Regions from separate parts of the Homo sapiens genome. Here region 2 is linked to region 1. A link is an interaction called in ENCODE POLR2A ChIA-PET data of the cell type or tissue named here. Cell type or tissue: IMR-90. All regions are shown on one strand. Links, peaks and the distances in the headings refer to the core of each region. The heading gives the core; the rest is flanking DNA.

Region 1 (8,401 bases), core at 3,257-5,756:
GATCGTGCCACCACACTCCAGCCAGGGCAACAGAGCGAGACTCCGTCTCAAAATAAATAAATAAATAAATAAATAAATAAATAAATAAATAAATAAATAAAAGTGAATCAATGAGGTATCTTCATTGAATTATGAGCTAATGGTCATATTTAATAGAGATGAAGAACCTTGAAAATTTCTAGCACTCAACCATTTCCTCAGCTGGAAAAGATAGCACTGGAGGTCCGTATGCAATTTCAAACATACACTTGTGTTAGACGACGTTTTCTTTTGGTAACTGTGACACTTAATACCAGGACACTGCTTAAACATGAATAACGATAGGCTATTTAAATATTTTTGAAAAGTTTTCCTTCAGTTGTCCTAGCCTTGAAGGTATGATTCTAAAGATACCATGTTTATAGTCGAATAACTTTTTTTTTTTTTTGAGACAGGATCTTACTTTGTCAGCTAGGCTAGAGTGCAGTGGCATAATCACAGCTCACTGCACGCAGCTTTGGTCTCCCAGACTCAAGCTATCCTCCTGCCTCAGCCTCTGAAGTAGCTGGGACTACAGGCGCAGGCCTCCATGCCTGGCTAATTTTTAAAATATTTCTTGTAGAAACATGGTCTCCCTATGTTGCCCAGGAAACATGGTCTCCTTATGTTGCCCAGGCTGATCTTGAACCCCTAGGCTCAAGGGATCCTTCTGCCTTGGCCTCCCAAAGTGCTGGGATTACAGGCATAGGCAATTGTGCCCAGCCAGTTTCATTAGCTTAATGAAAATATTCCAAATATCTTATTGAAAACAACAACAGAATTCCACTTATATTTGCTTGAGAACTATATATTTTAAATCTCATAGGACAGGTATTGAATATAGTTCACACTTTTAAAGTAAGATTGTTTTTAAAGTCCTGAAGAATAATATTATAATAAAACTGATATAAGACAAACTAGAAAGAAATCCATGTTTATCCCATACAACCACCAGGACCAGATTTAATCCTTGTTTCCTAGAATTTGTCTTCCTTTAGTTCCTAGAAAGAAAATACCAAAGCATTATTTAATACCTTAATAAATACTTACAGAGCAGAAATTTATAAATTAGTGAAGTAGATGGCAATTGGTGCCCAAGTCAAATTTGTCATGATTGAGTTGATAAAGTGCCATTAAGATTAAAGGTACCTCTATAAATTACAGCACACGTTTCGGTAATAGACTCATAGATTTTATAATATGCATTGTGAATTGCTATTCATGCCTGAAAAAAAAAATTATATTGAGAAAGTTCAGCCAAGTGGCTTTAAAAGCAGGCTTTGAAATCAGACTGAGTTCCAGTCCTGACTCTGACACTTCAATAGCTGTGTGTGCTTGGGAAAATTTAATCTCCCTGACTTTCAGTTTCCTTGTCTGTGAATAATAATAGAAGCTACCTCATAAGGTAGCAGTGCAGATTCAGTGAGATAACACATGGAACTTGTTATCTCACTAACTTGTTATCTACTAACACATGGGGCTTAGTATAGTGTCTGGCATACAACTGCTTAACAAACATTAGCTATTATTAGCATTAGTATTCTGATAGACTTAATGAACAAAAGTTATAGCAAGAGTCTCTGAATAGGTAACCTTTTAAAAAGTTAATTTTTCATGTATTTATTACCATAAAATTTTAAAACTATAACTCTCCCTTTTATTCTAGTTAATAGTATATTTTAAATTTAAGAACTAATCTGATTCCTGATAAGGGAGTAAGAATATATCTTGAAAACAGAAATAGTTCATTAAGAACCCCTAGGCTGGGCGTGGTGGCTCATCCCTGTAATCCCAGAACTTTGGGAGGTCGAGGCGGGTGGATCACCTGAGGTCAGGAGTTCAAGACCAGCCTGGCCAACATGGTGAAACCCCATCTCTACTAAAAATACCAAAAAAATTAGCTGGGCATGGTGGTGAGCACCTGTAATCCCAGCTACTCGGGAGGCTGAGGCAGGAAAATTGCTTGAACCTGGGAGGCAGAGGTTGTGGTGAGCTGAGATTGCACCATTGCATTCCAGCCTGGGCGACAAGAGCAAAACTCAGTTTCAAAAAAAATAAAATAAAAAAAAGCAAAGACTTGGAACCAACCTACATGTCCAACAAGGATAGACTGGATTAAGAAAATGTGGCACATATACACCATGGAATACTATGCAGCCATAAAAAATGATGAGTTCATGTCCTTTGTAGGGACATGGATGAAACTGGAAACCATCGTTCTCAGCAAACTATCGCAAGGAGAAAAAAACAAACACCGCATGTTCTCACTCATAGGTGGGAATTGAAAAACGAGAACACATGGACACAGTAAGGGGAACATCACACACTGGGGCCTGTTGTGGGGTGGAGGGAGCGGGGAGGGATAGCATTAGGAGATATACCTAATGCTAAATGATGAGTTAATGGGTGCAGCATACCAACATGGCACATGTATACATAAGTAACAAACCTACACGTTGTGCACATGTACCCTAAAACTTAAAGCATAATAATAATAAAATTTAAAAAAAAAAGAAAGAAAAAGAAAAAGAACCCCTAGTATCCAATGACTCCCATACCTGACCTTCCACACTCAGGCATTTGTTAGCATTGCAGTTCGTATTTGTTACGCCATTCTTTTCATTACCTTCAGTCAGAAGAACTCCATGTTTCACTCCGAGGGCTGCCTGCAAAACAGTCTTTCCTCCCCAGCCTGGCAATCTCTCTGGTGTTATGGGAAAGGATCCTGCCTGCCAGATATGGACCAGGCCTCTTTCCTTGGATCCTTCTGCCTCTGTTGAGCTAAAACATCAAGAAACATAGCTTAATTGTTTCTACAATTCAGAACAGTATCCTTTGTTCTTAATACTTTTCATGATTGTACCTTTTACCAGCACATGGATGACTAGGTCAGATAGCTGAATTAGCACCTATTTTATGCTTTGGTTATGCTCACAGAAGCCAAGGTAAAACAACTATTTATATAAAAGACTGAAGGATGTGGGGCGTGGTGGCTCACACCTGTAATCCCAGCCCTTTGGGAGGCCGAGGCAGGCAGATCACAAGGTAGGAGCTCGAGACCAGCCTGGCTAATACGGTGAAACCCTGTTTCTACTAAAAATACAAAAAAAAAAAAATCAGCCGGGCATGGTGGCGTGAACCTGTAGTCCCAGCTACTCAGGAGGCTGAGGCAGGAGAAGCGCTTGAACCCGGGAGGCGGAGGTTGCAGTGAGCCAAGATCTTGCCACTGCACTCCAGCCTGGGCGACAGAGCAAGACTCTGTCTAAAAAAAAAAAAAAAAAAAAGACTGAAGGACACTCTAAACCCACAAATTACTTTTCTCCATCTAAGAAGCAAACAAAACTTGGGCTATTTTTAGAAGTTTTAGCATTTGGTAGCATAAAATTCCAAGATTCTAACTTCTCAATATATTCACTCCTTGTTGAGATATCAAAGCTACAACATGCCCAAGTTGAAGTCTTATCATAAAATTTTATAGTAAGTAAAAAGTACTTGATGAGAACAATATGAGAAACAGGAATTCATATTTCACTTTATGTTGAGTTTAAGTGTAGAACTGCTATTTAAATTTTTAGGAATCAAGTTTATAATAGATATCAGTAAAATCCTTAATGCTTTGCTCAAGTTCTAGCTAAAGAATTCTACACATCTGATGATTTCGGTTTAAAGAATACAAAACACATAGCTGCACAGTAATGACCATATCCTAACTGCCTTCTTCTAAGAAAAGGGCACATTAAGATATGTGCCACCATTGGTAATACATTTTTTCATTTTCTTTTTTCTAGAACGCTGATGCCAAAATTTTAATGAGGCACAGAAACTCTTTTGAATAGCTAAGCATTTATCTATATTTGCTAAATAATATTCCCTTAAATTATAACTGGACATAACCATGGTTCTATAGGAGGAACAGTATACATTTAACCTTCCTTTTAAATATCTTCCATAACTAGTTCTTTAAGGATGGAAGATGATTAAGATTAGCAAGGCTACTTCTGAAAACCTGAAATTATTTGTGAGGGAAAAATGGCTACAAGCACTTTAAAATGATGAAATGAAGACATTTAGTGCTTCTTACAAAGCTTACAACTAACAAGCCTTTTTAAAATTTTATCTTTACCAACGAACTAACTACAAATGTCACTATTCCCACTTAACAACCATCAACAAGAAAATTAAACTGAAGAGAAGCTACACATATGTGAAGCTGTTTGCTATGTTTTCCTAGGAGGATAAGAGAAAAGGAAGAAATGATTTTACCTTCTCTTCTTTGAGTCCATCGGTCAGTGGGAACACTCCATCACCAAATCATTCCTTCTTTACAGAAAGTCTATCAAGACCTAAACAGTACAAGTAAGGAAAAGAGCAGTAAAAGAATATTTTACCCCTCAGACATTAAAAAAAAAAAAAGCAGCCCTCTAACAAGTGCACATTCACTAGGAAATAAATATGCAGTAAAACTATTTAAACTATTTCATATCTTGCCTGCCAAAGTCAAACATAGGCTGAGCCTGCCCACTAAGCTTATAAAAATGCCCATTGACTGTCAAATGTAATGTCAAAGGAAGAAAAGACTACCCACAATTAAGCTGTACTCTTCCAGGCAATAGATTTTGTTTTTTATTATAAAGAAAAAAGTTCAATCTGAAAAATCAATGTGTTAAGTACAAAAAGTACACACACATTAAGGGTACTTTTTAAACGCTCTGTCTGGAATGCATGAAGACTTAAATACCAATTAACTCAGATTTTCTAAAATCTCTTCAGTAATGTATCTGATTCAAGTAGTTTTAATTTATACTTTTCAGTAATGCACAAAAATTATGTCATTAAAATAGGAAGTTTTCCACTTATTGGAAGAAGGAACATTTTCCCCAAATCACCTTCGATTCAGACCAACATGCCTCATAACCCAAACGGTTGAAAGAAAGAAGTCTGAATTTTAAATCAGCTGTTTTAAAATCCACCTTTAATAGAAAATAGCTGTATGAAAATTATAGTTACAAATATCATGGCCCATCAGTTTAGAAACTCAGTATTTAATAAAATAAGAGATAGAAAAATAAACAGAAATGCTGAGTGCATTTCAACTCAGAAATCCACATTTGTAAGGGTACCAAAACACAAGAAAACAAAAGCAGTTAGGTCTTATTTGTGTAAACCATAAAAATATTGGGGCCAAATTTGTGGTTTTTCTGCAAAAGGATATGGAATGGTCACTGTGTTCTGGAAACAGCTCATACTGGCAGGAGTGATCTGGGGTCCATCTGTTTCCTCCAGGTTGCCTGTGAATTCTTACCATTTCCCATCTGTACATCTGAAGAAAATTACTTTCCACCTAATGCTTATTTTAGAAAGATTATGAATCATTCAAAGTTGGAAAATGGGTACTATGTTAACAAGAGATATATCTGAATAAATTTAATAAATGATATTCATTTAATAAATACAATTAAGTGCTACTATGCTTTGTCCATGATAGTAATTAGCCTTTTGTAAAATGCACAGTTCATGGTGTACAGAGAAATTCTGCCACCAGATCTAATCTGTGCTTATCTATCAGAGATCATGGAGTTACTACGCCCTTGATTAAATTTCAACAATAGGTAGCGGAAGCCAGAGAATTATTCTACGAGGATGTGGAAGCACACAAGCACACCTTACTTCACACAACTGACACACTATATGTAAACGGAATTTTGTCCTACTAACAATCAAAAATGTTGAGAATCTTTTGATAAAATGAATAAAGTCAACCTTTATTCTCTCTTAGTGCCAGATTTTTGAGCACAGTTTTCTTAAAGTTGGTTACACCTTACTCAATATTATTTATCACCACCACTCATTTTTTTTTTTAACCTAAATGGAATTAAAACTCTACAAACTGTTTTTACAACTTTCTTTTCTTACTTACTATAGGGCAGGCCAAATAACGGTCTCCAAAGGCATCAAGGTCCTAATGCCCAGAACTTGTGACTATGTTAGGTTGTGTGATACTAACCAACTCTCCTTAAGATAGAAAGATTATCCTGGTTATCCAGGTGCACCCAATGTAATCATAAACATCCTTAAAAGTGGAAGAGGGAGGCAGGAGGAGAATCAAAGAGACATGATGATGGAGGCAGGGTCAGAGATGACGCTACACTGCTGACTGAACATGGAAGAAGGCAGCCATGAGCCAAGGAATGCAGGTGACAGGTAGCAGCTGAAAAGGCAAGGAAAAGAATTCTTTCCTAGAGCGTCCAGAAAAAAGCAGCCATGCCGACACCTTGACTTTAGTCTACAAGACCTGTGACAGACTTTCAGCCCACAGAACTTGAAGATAATATATTTATTTGTGTTATTTTAAGCCACTAAGTTCATAACAATTTGTTGCAGCTGCAGTAGAAAACTAATATATTATTTCACAGACATCTTTTTACATCAGTATTTACAGATTTTTTTTTTTTTTTTTTTTTGAGACGGAGTTTTGCTCTTGTCACCCAGGCTGGAGTGCAATGGCACGCTCTCGGTTCATTGCAACCTCCGCCTCCCAGGTTCAAGCAATTCTCCTGCCTCAGCCTCCCGAGTAGCTGGGATTACAGGCACCCGCCATTACGCCTAGCTAATTTTTGTATTTTTAGTAGAGACGGGGTTTCACCATGTTGGCCAGGCTGGTCTCGAACTCCTGACCTCAGGTGATCCACCTGCCTCGGCCTCCCAAAGTGCTGGGATTACAGGTATGAGCCACCTTGAGCCACCGCGCCCGGCCCCTATCTCATTTTGTTTTAATGGTGTTTAATATGTTTGACATCTTCCAACAAGATACGTCTGCCTGAAACTCCAATAGGGCAATGAAGAAAACTGATTGCTGAGGAAACATAACTAAAAAGGAATATTGCAACTAAATGTGGGGATCTTATGTTATTAAAGTTTTATCCTCATATACTTAAGTAAGGGTGGTATTTACCAACTCTATTTAATCTAACATTCTTTCTCAATTACGTATCCATCCAGGAAAAGAAAGTAAATGAAAAACTTTTGTCTTTCTAATATTTTTATGATTGTCTCTCCAGGAAATCTATTAAGACTCACCTCAACCAGTCAAATAGCATTCAAATTTCTGTATGTTATTTCATTGCTTTAACATTTTAAGTTTTTATAAAATTGCCTAATCATAAAACTTCCTCTGGGGATATTTCTTCCAGAGAAGCTTTAAGGTCTTTATCATTCCTTAAGAGGGCAAGATCCTTGTACTCTGCTGCTTTTCTTCTGTTACAGTAACTTTCCTGCATAGACCTGTTAACCAGCTCTGATAAAGAAGCCATGTGATGTTGCATAAACAGCATTTACTGTGGGACCCTCTCTTACCTTGCATGGCCTCTCCACAGATAAATGGCATCTCCGTAAAATGAGCAAACCAGACTTCAGTCTTCTGAACCGCAGGACACAGCTAGATTCACTTTAAAGCATACCACTCTATCCTTCAAATTATTATCTCCTTCACAGTGATATGTAAAGTAACAAAACCCCAGGGGGCCCTTTAAACAAAGAGCAAACCTTGCTTCTTAATAAACTGATGCCACTTTTAGACTCCACTGGATACACATCCTTCTGTTACATCTAACAGAGAAATAAGTTGTCCTGTACGAGCCAAGGATATCATTTTAATACCATGATCTGGAAGTGCCCTTAACAACAACAACAACAACAACAATCTAGTCTAGATGTCCCAACTGTTAGAAAGATGAGCTACAACCATCTTACAGGTCTACAATACCTTAACCAGAAATCTATAGCTCTGAAAATTAAAAGTTTTTTCAATAACACTTTTGGTGGCAAAATCTAATCTGACCTGAACTCATCTGACAGCAAAATCTGACCTGAACTGATATGAGGTTATTTATCACTTTTATCCCTTTAGTGTGAATATTCATACATCGTGTTGTAGAAATATCAGTATGAATAGGGCAGCACCACAGATCCCACAGGAAGTGTTATATAATATATAGTTTATGCATCTTACTCTAAAGAACAAAACATAAATCTGAATTCCAAAATGCACCTTGCCCCAAGGGTTTTGAATAAAGGACCAGGAATCTATATTCAAAAACAACTATCGTTTTTTAGTAGAAGTCTCAAAACTTTTAACTATTTTATACTTAACTTGGTTTCTTTTATGTACTTTGAACATTTACTTCATTTTGGAGAGTACACTGGGGAGTTGCATTGCTTCCAGTGGGACAGTCTATGGATGCTTTCATGATTTTTTTTTTTTTTTTTTTTTTCATTTTTGAGATGGAGTCTTGCACTGTCGCCTGGGCTAGAGTGCAATGGCATGATCTCAGCTCACTGCAACCTCCACCTCCTGGGTTCACATGATTCTCCTGCCTCAGCCTCC
Region 2 (2,500 bases), core at 1-2,500, 230 kb after region 1:
GCCAGTATTGCTATATATTGTGCCCCTAGGAAATTCAGAATATTTATGATCAGGACTTCAAGTAGTCTAGACTTTTTTTTCCTCCTTTTAAAAGTGATTTTTAGCCTTTTCCACATGCTTTGCCATTACTTAAAGACATTCAAGCCATTGTTATTTTTTCAGTGGGGAAAAATAGCTAACATTCACACAAAAGTCAATAGAGCAACTGAACAAAATAAAATAATCTCAAACATTTATTAATTCAATAAATGTTTACTGCAGAGTCATAATATACATGATACAAATTCAACTGTGTGCCCTTGGCCCTTATTGCCCCCCAAACAGAAAGAGAAAGAAAAAAATAACTATTTCAATAGTGGCTGTTGTAATCACCTATCCACTCGGTGACTGAGGTCCCAGAGCCGGCCAGAGGAGGGACACGGACCCACTGTCAGCTTGGCTAGTTTTACTTTCTTCGTACCTCTCAGAGGTGAGGCTGAATGAGACGCTAGAGTCTGAAAAATAAGTGTTTAGGGTACATCTGGCCTGTAAATAAGTGCCGACTGATTCATCTGGTTCCCAACTAAAACAAAATAGCAATCTGATCCATTGTTGGAGAAAAACCTAGCTGTGTTGAACTTGGTGAAGGATGTTACTATACTTTATAAGCCGTTGAAGGGGTTAGGCATAGTGGCTCACACCTGTAATCCCAGCACTTTGGGAGGCCGAGGCAGACGGATCGCCTGAGGTCAGGAGTTCAAGACCAGCCTGGCCAACATGCTGAAACTCTGTCTCTACTAAAAAAAAATACAAAAATTAGCCAGATGTGGCAGCGGGTACCTATAATTCCAGCTACTTGGAAGTCTGAGGCATGGGAATCGCTTGAACATGGAGGCGAAGGTTGTTGCAGTGAGCTGAGATCTTGCCACTACACTCCAGCTTGGGCGAAAGTGAAACTCTGTCTCAAAAAAAAAAAAAAAAAAAAAAAAAAAAAAAAAAAAAAAAGGCCCCTGAAGGGATTTTCCATGGTTAATCTTGAAAGTTTTATTTGTGCTACCACTCATGGTAGATGCTCAGTACAATGTATCCAGTAAAGTACATCTGCTGTATACAGGCTCTGTGCTGTATACAGGGGAAAATTCCTGACCACTTAGTGGACATTTTGGAGATCTGAAAACAAGATTATCCACACAAACATACATATACATACACATATCTGACTTGAGAATAAGCCACGTTTTTTGTAGAGTGGGCCACTCTTGACGTGTCCTTTTCTCTTTTTTGTTTTGAGACAGTCTCACACTGTCGCCCAGGCTGGAGTGTAGTGGCCGGATCTTGGCTCACTGCAACCTCCACCTCCCAGGTTCAAGCAATTCTCCTGCCTCAGCCTCCCAAGTTGCTGGGACTACAGCCACGTGGCACCATGCCCAGCTAATTGACATGTCCTTTTCTAGCCTAATAGTTTAACTCATATTTACTTATTAGGAACTGTGAGTATGTCAAATGATATAAATTTAAAGGGTGAGATGAGACAAATTTTTATTTAGATTTCTCTTTTTAGAACTAATTATTGATACAATTGGAAATTTTGTTGTTTTTGTTGATGGTAATGGTGGCTTTTTAAAGAACAAGCTAGTGACTTAAAAATAAGCATAGGCTGGGCGCGGTGGCTCACGCCTGTAATCCCAGCACTTTGGGAGGCCGAGGCAGCCAAATTGCCTGAGGTCAGGAGTTTGAGACCAGCCTGACCAACATGGAGAAACCCCATCTATACTAAAAAAAAAATACAAAAATTAGCCGGGCGTGGTGGCACATGCCTGTAATCCCACCTACTCAGGAGGCTGAGGCAGAAGAATCGCTTGAACCAGGGAGGCAGAGGTTGCAGTTAGCCGAGATCCCGCCATTGCACCCCAGCCTGGACAACAAGAGCAAAACTCCATCTTGAAAAAAAACAAAAAACAAGTGTAGCTGAACGTGTTGTGGTGCCCATGGGTAATCCCAGCACTTTGGGAGGCCGAGGCAGGTGGATTGCATAAGCTCAGAAATTTGAGACCAGCTTGGGCAACATGGTGAAACCCAGTCTCTACAAAAAAAATGCAAAAATTAGCTGGGCGTGGTGGCACACACCTATAGTCCCAGCTACTCAGGAGGCTGAGGTGGGTGGATCGCTTGAACCTGGGAGGTCAAGGCTGCAGTGAGTCAAGATCACGCCACTGCACTCTAGCTTGGGTGACAGAGCGAGACCCTGCCTTAAAAACTAAAAAAACAGAGGCCGGGTGTGGTGGCTCACGCCTGTAATCCCCGCACTTTGGGAGGCCGAGGCGGGCAGATTACGAGGTCAGAGTTTGAGACCAGCCTGACCAACATGGTGAAACCCCGTCTCTACTAAAAATATAAAAATTAGCCAGGCATGGTGGCGCATCCCTGTAATCCCAGCTACTCAGGAGGCTGAGGCAGGAGAATCGCTTGAACCTGGGAGGTGAAGGTTGCAGTGAGCCAAGATCGGGCCACTGCATTCCAG

Evidence for each region. Peaks named below come from ENCODE experiments on the same cell type or tissue, not always from the same donor. Only the 100,000 strongest peaks of a DNase experiment are listed, where the experiment ranks them.
Region 2: POLR2A ChIA-PET joins it to region 1 with 13 read pairs; 3 of 35 experiments call an interaction of 5 or more read pairs at or near these places.

What each region holds. Positions count from the first base shown.
Region 1 is chr2:201,764,585-201,772,985 of GRCh38, forward strand. It overlaps ALS2 (alsin Rho guanine nucleotide exchange factor ALS2), which reads right to left. Exons shown (of 34, transcript NM_020919.4): 2 at 4,282-4,361; 3 at 2,645-2,799. The coding sequence starts at 4,301. Among named protein-coding and RNA genes, the nearest start is that of ALS2, 12 kb to the right of the region's middle. In IMR-90, for the core only: no CTCF peak of the experiment used is centred there; a DNase peak (open chromatin) is centred at 4,527.
Region 2 is chr2:202,002,157-202,004,656 of GRCh38, forward strand. No RefSeq gene overlaps it. Among named protein-coding and RNA genes, the nearest start is that of FZD7, 30 kb to the right of the region's middle. In IMR-90, for the core only: no CTCF peak of the experiment used is centred there; a DNase peak (open chromatin) is centred at 1,115; H3K27ac peaks cover 189 bases.